2 separate regions of the Mus musculus genome follow, and region 2 is linked to region 1. Evidence: chromatin contacts called from ENCODE Hi-C or POLR2A ChIA-PET data. All regions are on one chromosome and are shown on one strand. Each heading gives the region's core, a stretch centred on a gene start or an enhancer-like site at or near the end of the contact. The rest is flanking DNA. Distances are from core to core; before and after follow the strand shown. Region 1 holds the start of Cdc14b (CDC14 cell division cycle 14B). Region 2 holds the start of Prxl2c (peroxiredoxin like 2C).

Region 1 (7,969 bases), core at 2,744-5,243:
TCGTGTTCATAACCGCAGCACTCAGGTGGAAGCAAAGGGCTTAGCCATTCAAAGCTACACAGTAAGTTTTAGGAAAGCCTTAGGGGAAGAGCAGGCAAAATAGACAGCATGCCTTAATATTTCCAAACCATGTCTTACTACAAAAGTCTTCCTGCTCAGGAACAAGTGTTAGTAAAGATGACGTAGAAATGACTGGCACCTCAAAGATAGGAAAGCTGACAGTGAAAGCACCCGAGCGAGATGTGAGAATATGGAGTTATCACACATGGCAACAAGCTACGCATCCAAAGGAGATGAAAGCCTGTCCCTGCAAAGGCCTGCACATGAATGAATGTGCACAGTGGCAATATGCACACAAGTCCAAAAGTCCACTGTGTAATGCTGGCCCAACATTTTCACTTCTAAAATTCACTTACAGAGTCACACATGTATGAAGAAGTACGAAGACTCCACGCACCGTTGCTTCTGCAGCCATTTGCCATAGAACCTAACATATTCCCAAATCCCAACTTACTACTGCTAAGGAGATCAGGACTCAGCCATGCAACAGGACAGCACTGGGCAATGAAACGGAGAACATCCGGGTGGCTCAGCTGCTAAGAGAGCCTACAGCCAGGCCTGATGACCTTCGTGCAATTCTGAAAACTAACATGAAGAAGTGAACTAGTTTCCAAGGGCTGTCCTCTGATTTGCGCATACAGTCATGGTAAGAGTTAAATATCCCTGTCTCTCTCTGTGAGTTCAAGGTAGTAGATCTCTGTGAGTTCAAGGCCACCCTTGTCTACCCAGAGTCCCAGATCAGCCTGCTACATATACATAGTAAGACCCTGTCTCAAAAAGCAAATAACAATAAAACAACGAGTGATGGGAAAAAAGTTGTAAATGAAGGGACCAAGCTGCCTTTTGCTAAGCGCAGAGCCTTCCTTATACCTCCCTGCCTCCATTACTACCTCACACAAAATAAGAAATAAAAGTAATCTGAGCGCGGCGACTTTACCTGGTAGCTAGCTGATGCCTGTAACCCCTGCACTGAGGAGGCTGAAACAGCAGGATCTCAAGTTTAAGGCTGGTGTGGTTTAGTGAGTTCCAAGCTGGGCTAGACTACAAAATGAGACCCAGTGTTTTTAGAGGTGTAGAGGTGCATGGTGCTGAGAGATGTCTACTCTTGCAGAGGATCCAAGTCTAGCTCCCGGAGGCTCTGCATCCATGTGGTAAACATATATGCACTCAGGCACACATACATACACATACAAGTAAGTCATTTAGAAAAAAAAACAATTACTTCAATTTTTTTAGCAAATAACACAGAAACAGACTGTTTTAGTGTCTTGGGTTTTTCTTGTTTGGTTGTCTTTCTTTTCTTTTCTTTCTTTCTTTCTTTCTTTCTTTCTTTCTTTCTTTCTTTCTTTCTTTCTTTCTTTCTTTCTTTCTTTCTTTCTTTCTTTCTTTCTTTCTTTCTTTCTTTCTTTCTTTCTTTCTTTCTTTCTTTCTTTCTTTCTTTCTTTCTTTCTTTCTTTCTTTCTTTCTTTCTTTCTTTCTTTCTTTCTTTCTTTCTTTCTTTCTTTCTTTCTTTCTTTCTTTCCTTTCTTGAAACTGAATTTACTCACTGAAGGGTTGCAAGCCTTGTCCCCTGGAGCTAGTGCAGCATCTTGCTCTAAGTCTGGATTGCTCCATTATCAAGGCTTGTAACTGGAGAGTATTTTGATTTTGTGCATAAAATGCACAAGCGCCTTCAGTATTACTGACCTTTTTAAACATTATTTCTTTGATGACTTCCTCAGGAAGGCTTGCCAAGTTACACTTTATCCCCACGAAAGAGAAAGATTTCCCCCAACGCCTGGGGTCAATATTCTTTTGGTGGGTCCTAGCTCAGAGCTGAAGAGCTGGTCTAGCATGCACAAAGGCCCTGAATGTTCGCTTCAGATCCACTAACAGTTTTTCTGACTGAGAACTGCCTAAATCTTACAATTTTTTTCTTTTTGTTTTGAGACAAGATACTCTCTACATAGATCCTAGAACTCATTAAGTACACAAGGCTGACCTTGAATTCACAAAGATCCTCCAAAGTACTAGAATTAAAGGCATGGGCTACCACACCCAGCCTTACAATTTTTCTTGTTGAAAATCACCTAAATATTCAACAGAGAACTGCCTAAAATGTTCATAAAACATTTAAAACTATAAACGCGTTTAAATCCATAAACATTTTTTATAGTTTAACCCTTTAAAGCCACACACCCTTTGGCTTACAAAGCATTTAAAATCAAATGAGATTTTGAACACATCAATTGGAGGCTAGCATTCTGCTATGAAGTACCGTGCAGAGCAATGCAAAAATCAATCGTATACCATCCTGCATGGGTTTGCAAAGAATAGATACATATGTGTGCCAGTGGAGGATATTTCTGGAAAGATTCACGAGAACTTGGCAACATCTGTTACATTTAGGGGGCACTTCTTTGTCTTTGCCACAAAGTTTTCTCAGTATACTCTGTGTATCTTTACAATTTAGAGCTATACGAAAATAAGTTTGCCCCATACAAAAAAAAGAGCAGAAATAATGTGCAGATTCAACCAGCACGAAGTCTCTGGAAGGAACCCGGGCAAGGGTGTCTCCTCCTTCAGGGTCACACACCGGTAGACCTGGGCAGACACTAGTCAGGGGCTATAGTTAAAACAAGTCCTTCGTCTTCCTCCTTCAAACGCTAAAAAAAAAAACCCTTTCCTCTCCTCTCAGCTTCCTTTAAAAACCGGTCTTACTTTCTAGTTGCCCATTAATCTAGAATATACTTTCTACTAAATTTGTTTGTCTAAACACTTCCTAAATAAATAAATGTCACCAATCGAGAGCCCACCTAGCAAAGTCCAAGTTCAAGTCTTGGAAACCTTTTCTAAAAACCCCACCAAGAGGTGGACACCATCCGCCCCAGAAAACGCGGCACCTTCCTTCAACCGCGCAGGCAGCTATGCAGCTGACAACGCTTTTCCACGTACATCAGTACAACGAAGGCAAAGCTCTGGCTTCTCTATCAACCCCAGCAAACCGAGCGGCTGCCAAAACGGATTTCTTTCGTCTTCAAGAACTGAGACACCAAGAAAAAAAATCACCCTCGAAAGCGGCTATTCTACCCGCTCCGGCTGGCGGGGATTTCTCAAAAGTGACACCTCTGAGCTCTTAGCACGCTTGGTGGTTCAAACGCCATCAACGTGACACCTTTCTGGAGGCACGAGAGGGAGGGCAAAGATCCCTCAGGAGGCCTGAGAGGGCGCGACAGCGTGGGGGGCGGGGGGGGGGTGTCGGACGGCCGGGGGCTCGGGCCGGATCCCACGCGTTGCTAAGGCTCAGCGAGGCTTTGGGCCCTCGGGACAGCAAAGACCAGCGGGACTCAGCAGAGGCTCGGACTCGCGTGGGAACAACCGCGCCGGCTCATCCCGCGATGAGGTGGGTTCGAGGGCAGAGCCGCCCCGCTCCCGAGGCCGGACTCACTTGCAGGAGTGACCCCTCGGCCCATCTCCGGTAAAGTTGCTACCGCGGGCGCACGGGCGACTAGAGGCTCGAGGAGGCGCGAGCCTCGTGGGGGTGTGGCGGGGCTCACCCGTGATGTCCAGGTACAGGTCGTCCTGCTGCTCCAGGCGGTGCAGCTCCTGCGGCGTGGAGCTGCGGCTCTTCTTCACGCCGGGAGAGGAGGACGAGCTGCGGCGTGAGCAGGGGGGCGCGGTGGCCCAAGCCGAGCGCCGCTCGCTCTTACGCTTCATGGAGGCGGTCGCGGCCCGTCAGGGGACCGCGACCATGGCCCGGCAACCCGGCCCGGGTCCTCGCGCTGCGTCTCCCGCCGCCCGCGACCCGGGGGCCCCACAGCGCTGGCCGGTGGCTGGAGCAAAGCGCGCGCTCCCTGGGACGCTGCTGCCGTGGCGTCCGAGCTCAGCGGGCCGCGGCTCCCGGGGACCCCCAGGAGGGATGTTCCGTGGAGCTTCATTCACAAAAAGAAGGGCCCACAACCCTCCTCGGGGCCTACCGGCTCGGGCCGCTCATTGGTCAGTGCGGCGTGACGTCACGCAACTGGAGCCTTCCTACAGGCAGGTACTCGGTGACGCCATAAAGAAAAGTCTGAGCGCTTCCGCCAATCGGGCAGAAAGCGTGCTGGCGACCCCCTTGGTGGGACCCCTCTAACTTTTGTCTCTTGTGTCCAGGTGTTGACGCCTCAGTCCCCAGTTCCTCGAGTGAGTCTCCGAGTTCCTGCACAACCCTACCCTAATAACTCCACTTCGGATCTTTGAGATGGAATTTTTTTCTTTTTTAAGTGTTTCTTGGGTCTCCCCTGTAATTCGCGCCAAGGGAGCCTTGTCATGGCCGCCTGCTAGGAGAGTGTGTAGGCTGCTGAAACGGTCCTCAGCTCTGTGGACGCAAGGCAGAGTGGACCTCAGAACTTAGAAGTTCAGACCAGCGCCGTTTTCCCACCTATCCGATCGGATCGGATCGATAAGGGCTTCTTAGCGTCGGTGAAACCACCTGGAGATGCGATTTACCGCGGTGGTTTGAACCTTCCGACACCTCACCTCGGAACCCAGGAGCGCGCTAGCTCTCGCTGTGGGTAGCCGAGGTGGCCACGGTCCGACTTAGCACGAAGTGTTGGAGCATGTGGCCAGCTGAGCAAACGGCCTTTTCTCCTTTGGGTCTGCAGTGGTACCGCCCCATATTTTGCTACTGGGTTAAAAAGATATCAGATCTTTCTGGAACTTGACCATAGCTGCCATTTTGAAGAGCCCAGCTTCACGGTAGCATCTACTTGGGCGAGGAGACTGGAAGCAGTCGGTAGTCCCAAAGTCCCCATCGGCAGGACTGTAGTCAACAGCGATTTAGTCTGAAAGGGAAGTCAAGAGTCAGAGGGATAAATTTCAGTCCCTCCTCCCCTCCCCCAAAGAACCTCTCAGAAATGCAGATTTCACGAAGTTCCTTCCCCTAGGGAAGGCTTCTTTTGTTTTGAAGCCCTACCTTAAGCCTGCTGCTTCGGAAAAGATAAGATATGGGACTGGCTTTCCTTAGCCAGGGGCCCTTAAGAACCTGCTTGTTCACCTTTCGGGTTTCCATAGGACATCAACGAAGGCCTTACATTTAAAATGTCTGTAGTGTTAGCAAAAACTTTTGCCCAGGAAGAGAAAGTCCTTCACACGGTTCCAAGGACTCACAGTAGAAGGGCCACCAAATGTCACAATCAGAAATTTTATGAAAAGTTTTTTTTTTTTTGGTTTGTTTTTTTTTTTTTTAACCACCACTATAATCCATAGGATTACATGGAAGAAAGTGTTCCACTACACAGCCCAGACTGGGCTGAAAATGGCATCTGCCTCTCCAGTGCTGGGATTCCTGGTGTGAGCCACTGCAGGCACCTTACTGGATTCTCCCTCCCTCTCTCTCTCTCTCTCTCTCTCTCTCTCTCTCTCTCTCTCTCTCTCTCTCTCTCTCTCTCTCTCCCTCTCTCTCTCTCTCTCTCTCTCTCTCTCCCCCCCCTCTCTCTCTTGTGTGTGTGTGTCTAGTATGTTCCTTTTTTTTTTTTTTTTTTTGAGCTTTTGGGACTCAACCCTTGCTTGTGCTGGACCAAATGATCTACCCCAGCAAGCCACATTCCTGGCCCACATTCGTTACTTTTTGAGACTGGCTTAGTTGAATGTCTAACAGCCAAGTACTTTCCATACGTCAGTTGATTTTTCTCTCACCTTCAAATAGAATGCTTTGGCTAGATTCTGGCCACTAGAAAGTCTAACAAAATGCACATGGTTTAAATAAAGGGAAAAATCTTAGGTGTACATAGTTATGCCGTGTACGCATTTTCCTATTTTGCAGATGCATAGTTATGATCCTGCTGAAGTAATATTTTTAAAGCAAGGCTTTTTATTACTCCTAAGTATTCAGACATGTCTTGGGAACTAGAAGTCCATGTGCTAAACATATTCACTTGGGTGTGGCCACACTGCCTGTAATATCTGTACTTGAAAGTGGAGGCTAGGGGAACAGGACTTCATGGTCACCCTCTGCTACCGAAGGAGTTGGAAGCTAGCCAAGGCAACAACCAGATCCAGCCTCAAAACAAACAACAAAAACCAAAAAGGCCAGTCAGGTGGCACAGGGGGAAAGGCACTAGCCAGCAGCTATGACAATCTGAGTTTAATCCTCAGGAATCTACTCACTGGACGAGAACCAGTTCCTACAAGCTGTCTTTGACACACATCCCCTCCACACATACTAAAGAAATAAGTAAATGTAACCTCAAACTCTCTTTATGTTTTGTTTTCCTGTCATGTTTAGATAGTGGCGGAAAATACATTAGCTGATTTTCATTGTGTATATGTGTGACATTTCCTTTGAATTGTCTGATTTCTCTCCTCAGCAAGCTGACCTCTGAGTTCTGAGAATTTGGCTCTTTGGGAAAGAACCTGAGTTTGCGTGCATTGAGTACATTATTGTTCATTGTTTGGTCACTGATCATAGAATTGTAGCCTTTGAAAGCATGGGGGCCCGAGAAGGAGAAGCCCCTCACTCTGGAATATGACTGACATCTCTCCGAAGCTGAGAATCAAGAAGTTCAGGCTGGGGCTGGAGAGATGGCTGAGCAATTACCGGTGAATGCTGCTACCGTGGAATACCTCGGTTTGGTTTCTAGTACCCAGGTCAGGCTGGTCACAACTGCCTGTAACTCCAGCTTGGGGATCTGGCTACACCTGCATTCACACGCAACTACCCACCAGTGCACAGAAATAAAATTAATCTTTTTTTAAAACAGAAGAGTTCTGGCTTGGCTGGCTTCCAGGTGGCTCAGTGGGTAGTGTGTCGACCCTGTAACAATGAGGACCTGATCTAGAGTCCTAGTGCCCATGTAAAAAACTGAGTAAGTATGCATAATCCCAGCACTGGGGACACAAAAACAGGAGGGTTTCTAGTGTGGAGTGGCAACAGTCTAGCTTAATCAGTGGGAGACGCCTAACAGGTGTCCCTACATGAACACACACACACATATACAATTCCAACACGCTACTTGCTGTAAAGGTTCCAAATTGGAGAATGTATTTCTTTTATATAGAAATATTGTCAGGGGCTGGTGGTATTCTGTATCTGTTAAAAACAAACTGGCCCCCTGGGGGCTAGAGAGATGGCCCTGTGTTATGCATACTGACTGATCTTCCAGATGTCCCAGGTTAAAATTTTTATATGGCAGCTCACTACTACCTGTACCTGTTCCAGAGGATCTGAAATATCACACAGACATGCATGCGTGCAGGAAAAACAGGGCATATAAAAACATTTAAAAATTTTTAATAAATAAACTTGTTCCTGCTGGTCATAAGGACACACACTTTTAATCCCAGTCCTTAGATGAGGTAGGAGAAACACTGTGAATCTGAGGCCACCCTGGGCCACTTTGTGAATTCCAGGTTAACTGGATATAGAGAGGGACATTATCTCAAAATCCAAAAGAATTATTTTTTTTTTTTTGAGACAGGGTCTCACTACATAGTTCTAATTGTCCTGGATCCTGGAACTTGCTGTGTAGACCAGGATGACCTCAAACTCACAGAGATCTGCTTATCTCTGCCTTCCAAGTGCTGGGAAGAAAACACCATGCTGGCTCAAAGTAACTGGTTTTTGTTTTTGTTTTTCATTTTTCTTTTTGAGACAGGTTTTTTTTCTGTAGAATAGCCCTGGCTGTCCTAGAACTTGCTTTGTAGACCAAGCTGCCCTTAAATTTACAAAAACCAGCCTGCTTCTAAAATTTTTTAAAAGTATAATCAGCACATGATCAATACAAAGATTGCACAGGATTTTGAGTGTACTCTGAAGGCCCATGTGTCAAAGGATCTGTAATTGGATGCATGATTATAGGGAACTGTGAGATGTGGGACTCTTCTTTCATTATTCTTGGCTATAACATAAGCAGTTTTATTCTACACTTTATTCTTGCCATGATCTATTGTC
Region 2 (7,969 bases), core at 3,855-6,354, 38 kb after region 1:
TCCCACAGAGCTGCTGGGGCCAGGCCATGTGTAGCAGTGTCACATTCCTGCAAGTGGCTTGAAAGGCCACCCCATAGAGCTGTGAAGGTAAAGCTTACGATGTTGCAATGGGGATCCCAGGATACTACAGACGCCAGGACTGTGGGACATCTGCTAAAGAAAGCCTCCCACATAGAGTGGAGCCAGCTCAGCAGAAGGGCAACACATGCTGCAGACAGCAGAAATGGATGGGTGGGGCTGTCTAGGCTTATTGGAGCGCAGGACTCCACCAAGAGTTCCAGGTGAGGGACATGGAGTTTGGCTTTTGGTATTAGTCCTGCTGTAATTTGGTCTTTCCTTGCTGTCTTGGTTAGTTTTTATCAACCTGACACAAAAAAATATCTGAGATGAAGGAATCTTGACTGAGAAAATCCCTCTTCAATAAGACTGGTCTGTAAGCAAGTCTGTAGGACATCTTAATAGATGATTGGTGTGGGAAAGTCTGTCTCATTGTGGGTGGGACTACTTTTGGGTGAGTGCTCCTAGGCTGTACAGAAAAGCAGGCTGACCAAGCTATGGGGACAAGCCAGTCAGCAGTGCTCCTCTATGGCTCCTGTTTCACTTCCTGCCTCCAGGTCCTTGCCTTAAGTTCATGCCCCGACTTGCTTCATTGACGGACTGTGATGTGTAAGTATAAGACAAAATAAACCCTTTCCTCACCAAGTTATGTTTGGTGATGGTGTTTATCACCACAAAAGAAACCCTAAGACACCCATTATCATTCCTTTTTTCTCAAATGAAAGTATTTACTCTACACCACTGTATATTGAAAATGTGTAAAATTTTAAAAATAATTTATTTTACAGGGAGCTGACAGTTCGAAGCCTGAATCTCAGAAAAGCCTTTGGATTATTTATTATTATCTAAAAAATCATATAGAGGTGTGTATGTGTATATGTGTTCATGTGTACAGGAGCCCTTGGACACCAGGAGAGGGTGTCAGATCCCTCAGAACTGGAGTTCCAGGTTGTTGTAAGCCAGTGTGTGGGTGTTGGGACCTGAACCTAGGTCCTCTGAAATAGCAGCACGTGCCCTTGACCATTAAGCCAACTCACCAGCCCCTTGGATAACTATTTTGTCACAAAGACTATTGAACACAGCCTTGCCATGTACAACTCCTAGTATGAGAAGACACATGTGTCTGAGAGAATCATATCACAAGTGAAACATGTCTTACCAGAGGAGGAAATTTCTTCACCTCTTTTCATTCCCAATCTTTTGTAAATTTCTCTCTCAGGATCAACATAGATTTCATGAGAATATCCAGTCAGTTTGCAGAAAGGCTAAAAAAAGAGAATAAAATAATTGGAATTTCTCATGAGAACAAATGAGAGACAAATAAGGACAACCTAGCTTTCTGCCAAGGAGCCTATACTCAGCTCAACAAATGTAATTTTGTATCTGAAACCTATTTAAAACAGTGGCCCCTCAGTTTGCTAGATAGTTACCTCAATATGATGGTATGATGATTGTCCAATCACTATGAGGGTGACATCTGCTTCCTTTGGGAGGAAGAAGGACAAGTACATATTATTAGAAACTATGTGTATTCGAAAGAACTTTCCCTAAAGCAATTCTTTCATTTTGTTCTAATGCCACCTATAGGCTTCGAAGAGAATAGAAAACAAAATTGCTTGAGTAGAAAGAAATGCATACTACGATATTTGAGTAACTCAGATGATTTGTTTTCTCTAGGTAAGAATTTCAAGGCCTAAGAGTCAAACATAAAACTATTAGAAGGAAACGCAGAGGGAAGCTCAGTAGCACTTGTGTAGCAGTGGTCTGGCTCGGTGAGTAAAGGTGCTGTTGTGCCTGCTGACCTGAGTTCCATCTCAGGGACCCACGTGGTGGGGAGAACTGACTCCTGCGAGCTGCCTGACCTCCACACTTGCACATATAAGTCAATAAGACACAGAAACGAAAGTTAACACACCAAGAAGGTTGTGTATTCCTTATAGCAAAGGAAAACGACAGAGAAAAGACACAACCCACTGACTGGACTAAGAAAACCTATGCAAAGTAGGCACTTGTCAAAAAGACCTATGAAGTCTATGTTACAAATTCAAATACAGCAAGAAGACAATCCAGTTTTTAAAAATGGACCAAAAATGGGATAGGGATCAGGACCTGTCTAGTACTCTCAGGTTCTGAGATTTGACCTCTAACAACCAAGGACTAAGCCAGAAGCCGTGTGAAATCATTCTCGGGCTGGGGAGATGGTTCGGGGGGGTAAAGTGCTTGCTGAGGATCTGAGTTCTGTCCCCAGAATCCATGCACAAAGGCTAGTGCAGCTGCACGTGTGTGCAAAACCCCACAAAACCCCAGCAAGACAGAGGAGGAAGCAGGTGGATCCTGTCGCTCCCCGTCCAGTCAGTCCATTCATATCAGCAAGCTCCAGACCAGCGAGATGTTACATAAAAACCACGAATAGCCCCTGAGGAGCAACACTTGTGGTTTACCCTCTGGCCTTCACGCACATGCATGTGCAAACTTGTACACCCACGTGCACAAATTTGTACACTCTCGACACAAACTGTTGAGCATCGCTTATCATTAGAGACATGAAAACAGAAATGAGGTATTCCTTCACCCTAGGAGAGATGCTACTAATCAAACAGAAGGAAGTATCGGTGAGGACATGGAACAAAGAGGATCTTTACACGGTGCTGGTAAGAATGAACTGAACAGCTTCTACAATCAGGGCAGTACAAGGGTTCTTCCAAAACTTAAAGAGAACTGCCACGTGATTCAGAACTGCTACTGTGGGTGACACAGCCGAAAGAATTAAAATGAGCACGCCAAAGAAACCCCACACTTCCATGTTCACCGTAGCACCGTCAACACCAGCTGAGGTGAGGAAGCAACTCAGGTGTCCATCAGTGGACAAATGCATAAAGTGTGGTACCCCAAGAAGTAGCATCCAACCATAAAAAAGAAATTGGTTCTGGTTTTTCCGAAACAGGGTTTCTCTGTGTAAGAGCCCTGGCGGTCCTAGATTTGATTTGTAGGCCAGGCTGCTCTCTAACTTTCAGAGCTACTCCTGCCTCTCTCTGCTTCCTGAGTGCTGGCATTAAAGGCATGGGCCAGCAAGCCTGGCTGAGGGGTTTGTTTGTTTTTGTTATCTGTAAAACATGGAGGCCATTCTGCTGAGTGAAATAAGCCAGGGACAGAAAGACAAACACTGGATGACCTCACACGGAATACATACGGAGTCAAACATTATAACTCATGGAAGTAGAGAACAAAACAGTGGCTACCACGGGCTGGGAGAAAGGGGGTGGAACACACTGAAACGTGCTCAAAGGGTACAATTTCAGGGAGACATGAGCAAGAGGGATCCTTTTAGAAATGTGCTGTCCAGCACAGTGACACAGTTACTAGTAATGTGCTACTCCAAAATCACCAAAAGCCATCTACTTTAAATGTTCTTTGTGAGGGCTGGAGAGATGGCTCAATGGTTAAGAACACTGACTGCTATTCCAGAGGTCCTGAGTTCAGTTCCCAGCAACCACATAGTGGCTCACAACCATCTGTAATGAGATAGGATGCCCTCTTCTGGTGTTTCTGAAGACAGTGACAGTGTACTCATATAAATAAAATAATCTTTATATGTTCTTTGTAAGCACATACACATCATGTTTATTGCTTCATTATTCACAATACAGAACCAGTGTGGGTATCTGCCAGCAGATGCATGTACAAAAAAAACCCAAACAACCCAACAACAACAACCCCCCACATCACATACACACATAAACGCACACATACACACACACTGGGAAATGTAATCAGTTATGAAGAATGAGGTAATGTTTATGAACTGCAGGAAATGAGTGGAAATGGACATTATGCCAAGTCAAACAAGCCACAGACAGACAAATATAGTATTGTTTTCTCTCACATGCAGAACTAGGCTTAAGTTTATATGCACATATTTATGTAGAGTAGAAAGGGTGTTGTGAGGATGAGGTCTAGATGCATGAGGGAATGAGAGGGTAAAGGAATATTAAGAAGACAAAGATGACCAGTGTGGCTCTGGAGGAGGGAAGCAGCAAGAAGGGGTGACCACATATAATAACAGAATAGGCATGTATGAAAATATCACGAGACCCATTTCTCTTTATGCTGAGTAACTTATGCCAACAATATTAAAAATGTTTACAACGCAAAGATGCTTCAGTGTATTATAAACAAAAGGAATAGAAGGGCAGGCAGAAGTTTTTAATTTTTTCCTCACTCATCCTGTAAATGTGTGCTGAAAATAGATCTTAGTTTTACAAATGCCCAGTGTCTTCAGTTACAAAGCTCTTCTGGCGACTGAAGAAAAACGCAAAGCTGCACTTTTAATATACGTTACATTTTCCTATAATGGATTACTATTTGGGTTGTAAACACAGTTGCTGTCTGTGTTTTGATTTTTTGCGTTCTTACGCAACATTTTGACACAGGCATTTTTACCAGGTAAAATTATGGTAGTCCGATCCCAAGAGGGCGCAAAAGAGCGCATTAGGACAGAAATAGACCCCCGTGGGTCTCAGCAGCCCCAGAGGATGAAGGAGGGGCCACCCACCCACAGCTCACCCCCACTGCATCGGCCGCTGTTGCTCACTCGGGAAACTTACTCGGAGGACGCTCTTGGGGATTTTGGCCAGATCTTCGACATATTCTTTACAGACGTAACACAAGAAATGCTGAAAGGCAACCATGCAGAAGAGCACGTCAACAAGGTAGCAGCCAGGTTCCAGAAGGTCCGGGCGGTCGGTTCCAGGCGAGGTGCTGCACCCGCCGCGGCCCAGGATCTGGGCGGCCAACGAGAGGCACTTCCCCTCCCGCCCTACCCGTGCTCACCCTCACAAACACCACCACGGCTCGCCGCTCTCGGAACAGCGCTCCGAACGTCACCCGTCTCCCAGACGCGTCCAGCACGGGCAGCTCCGCTACGGCGGCCGCTAGCGGCTGCCCGCGCTCTGTGACCGAGCCAGCCGGGCTCGGGACCCGGCCTGCGCAGCCGCTGACCTGCCGCGTCACCGGCGCGGCCATCGCGGAGGAGGGCGACCGCTCAGGTCAGCCACCGACCGCGGGGGGCGGGGTTAAGGGGGAGGGGCGGGGCTGAGACTGGAAAGGCGGGGTCACGAGGGTGAGGAGGGGACTGGAGGCGGGGCCACGCGGGGCCGACCCTTCGGAGGCGTGGCCACAAGGGACGCTACGGAGCTACAGAAGGAAAACACTCCAAACCGTTCTTCCAGTTTGAATACCAAGGGAGGGGACAGTGCTATGGGAGGTGCGGCTGAGGCACTCCCTCTTTCTACTGCCTACAACACTTTCCAATAAAAATCATATTCTTTACAGTCGTAACACAGGAAATGCTGAAGAAGGACTGGAAAGATAGATCAGGGGTTAACAGCCCTGGCTTATCTGGTAGAGAACCAGGGGGTTCAGTTTCCAGCATCCACATAGCAGCTCACAACTCTAGTCTCAGGGTATCTGATACTCTGGCACCCACAGTAGGCACTGTTCAGAGTGCCTACTGCTCTGAAAGAGGACCCAAGTTAGATTCTCAGTTCCCACATCAAATGTTCATAACTGCCTGTAACTCTTGACACTTTCTTGGGGATTCTGCAGGCATCTGCACTCACACAGAAAGAGTGACAGAGGAATGGAGAGAGAGAGACAGAGGAGGAGTGGGTGGGGAGGAAGAAATTAAAAATAACAGTTCATTAAAATTTTTAGATTAATAGCTGAGGCTGTGGTGGTGCACGCTTTAATTCCAGCACTTGGGAGGCAGAAGCAGGCAGATGGCTGAATTCGAAGCCAGCCTGGTCTACAAGACAGGTCTAGGACAGCCAGGACTACACAGAGAAACCCTGTCTCAAAAAAAAAAAAAATAACAAATAAAACTTAAATTACATTTTATTTATTTTGTGTGTGTGTGTGTTGTCTCTTTGTGGGTATATACAAGTTCCTCTTGTGTGTGGAAGTCGAAGGACTTTTGGAAGTTGGCTCTCTGCTTCCATCGTGTGGATCCCAAATATTGAACTCATGGCAAGTGCATTTATCTACAGTGCCATCTCCCAGGCCCAGCACCTGGCATTTGTAATCACCGCCTTACATTTCCCATTCTGTATTCCCTTTTCCCAGAGAAGCCACTTCAGCTGGTTGTGGGTCTTTACCCGATACAGTGACCAAACTCATTTCCATTGTCTTTAAACATTCTATGGGACAGCCTGTTTTCCAGACACTTCCTTAGTCCCCTGTTCTCCTCAGTAATCAGGACCAGTCATTGTAGGCAGAGCAGTAAGTCCCTTCTATGCCTGTTTCTTCAAAGGAGACCACAGAAACAAATAAAGCACGCACAAAGAGTGCATACAAGAAAGAATTCCTAACACAGTTAAGGCTTCTATCCTGTAGGTGGGTTCTATTTGAGTCAACCTTTGATCTCGGTAACAAATTTTGCATTTTTACTTCAGTCAGCTCTGTATTCCTCTGTCTAAGAATTTGTATTGTACTTACTGTATGTGCGCATGTGGGCACATTGTGACACTACCTGTGTAGAGATCAGAGGACAACTTGTGGGAGTCAGTTCTGTCCTTCCATCACGTGGGGCACAAGAGATTGCATCCAGGTTGTCAGGCTTGGCAGTAGGTAAGCAGAGCTATGTCCTGACCCAGTTTCTTTCTAATAAACAAAGCACTTTAACTGTAGAATGTAGGGATAATCTCATGTACTCTGTGGAAGTATCACTTGTCAATAAAAAGCTGAGGCATGATTAGAAGATGGGACATCTGACAGAGAGAGAGGAACTCTGGGGAAGAGTTAAGTGTAAGAGATTCACTACGTGGACTCGGAGGAAGTCAGACGTATAAAGCTGAGGAGAGGTAACGAGCCAGGTGACAGACATAGGATAATATAAACTGGATAACTGAGCTATGAGCTTAAGGCCTAGGCATTTAAAAATAAATGATAATCATCTGAGCTGTTATTCTGGAACTAGGGTTCGGGTGGAAAAGAACACAGTAATAGTAGAAACTGTCTGGACTCTGGGTGCTGTCCTTGTTGCACTAACTCTGAAGGAGACATTGACCTGTGTGTTGTTCTCTATAACCCCAAATCATGAAGTCTTCCCAAAGATAGCTGACATGTTAGGACAAAACAAAATCACAACTTACTGTTCAGAAGTCAGATAAAATATTATATGGGTTTATGTGAATTAATCCAGCATGGTGGAAAATGTGATGGATCAGAATTTGTTGGGGGTGTTTTCATGCACTGTGTATTCATGTGCACTTGATTCATGTGCACTGTGATTCATGTGCATTGTACTCATGTGCACTGTGTATTCATGTGCTGATTTCTGTACCCAGAGATCTGACTGCAGTCTAGACTTTGGAATGACTCAGTATTTTGTAAAACATTGTTCTCTATCAACTCCTGATTGGTTAAATAAAGAGCTGACTAGCCTATAGCTGGGAAGGAGAGAGAGAGGATAAGGTGGGATTTCTGTGCCTGGACAAAGAGAGAGAGGGGGTCTCAGGTAGAAGGTGGAGAGTTCTATCAGGACATGAATGAAGACAGAGAATTGGAGTAAGATGGCAGGTAACAGGCTATGTGGCTCAGAAGTAGGTCAGGCCAGCATAGTCAGGTTAGAATAGCTTGAAATCTGCCCAAGTTAGTGCCTGAAGATTTTCCTAAATATGCCACGTCTCTGTGTCATTACTCCAAACAAAGGAGGGCATAAAAAACTGTACTTTTGCAAGAATTCTTGTTCTGTTTCACATACCAGAGTGGCTCACTTAATGAAAAGATAGCAGTCAACATGGTATGAAGAACCAGCTTTTTACACACAACTGCCAGGTGCAATATTTTACAAAGAGGCTGGCGAGATGTCTGAGCTGATAAAGACCCAAATGGGAGGAGAAAACCAACTTCCAGA

The links. A loop is a pair of places that touch in the nucleus more often than their neighbours do. ChIA-PET counts read pairs that join two places held with the same protein, here RNA polymerase II (POLR2A).
Region 2: a map of T-helper 1 cell shows a loop between it and region 1 (2.2-fold over the local background). The contact joins the promoter of Prxl2c here to the promoter of Cdc14b in region 1. A Hi-C loop is called at or near these places in 2 of 37 maps with a recorded cell type or tissue (T-helper 1 cell and heart). POLR2A ChIA-PET finds 5 or more read pairs at or near these places in 4 of 5 experiments (Patski and embryonic stem cell).

The regions. Positions count from the first base shown.
Region 1 is chr13:64,270,995-64,278,963 of GRCm38, forward strand. Cdc14b (CDC14 cell division cycle 14B) reads right to left here and starts at 3,994. Exons shown (of 14, transcript NM_172587.3): 1 at 3,597-3,994. The coding sequence starts at 3,756.
Region 2 is chr13:64,307,606-64,315,574 of GRCm38, forward strand. Prxl2c (peroxiredoxin like 2C) reads right to left here and starts at 5,105. Exons shown (of 6, transcript NM_025370.3): 1 at 4,888-5,105; 2 at 4,662-4,730; 3 at 1,488-1,541; 4 at 1,217-1,322. The coding sequence starts at 5,079.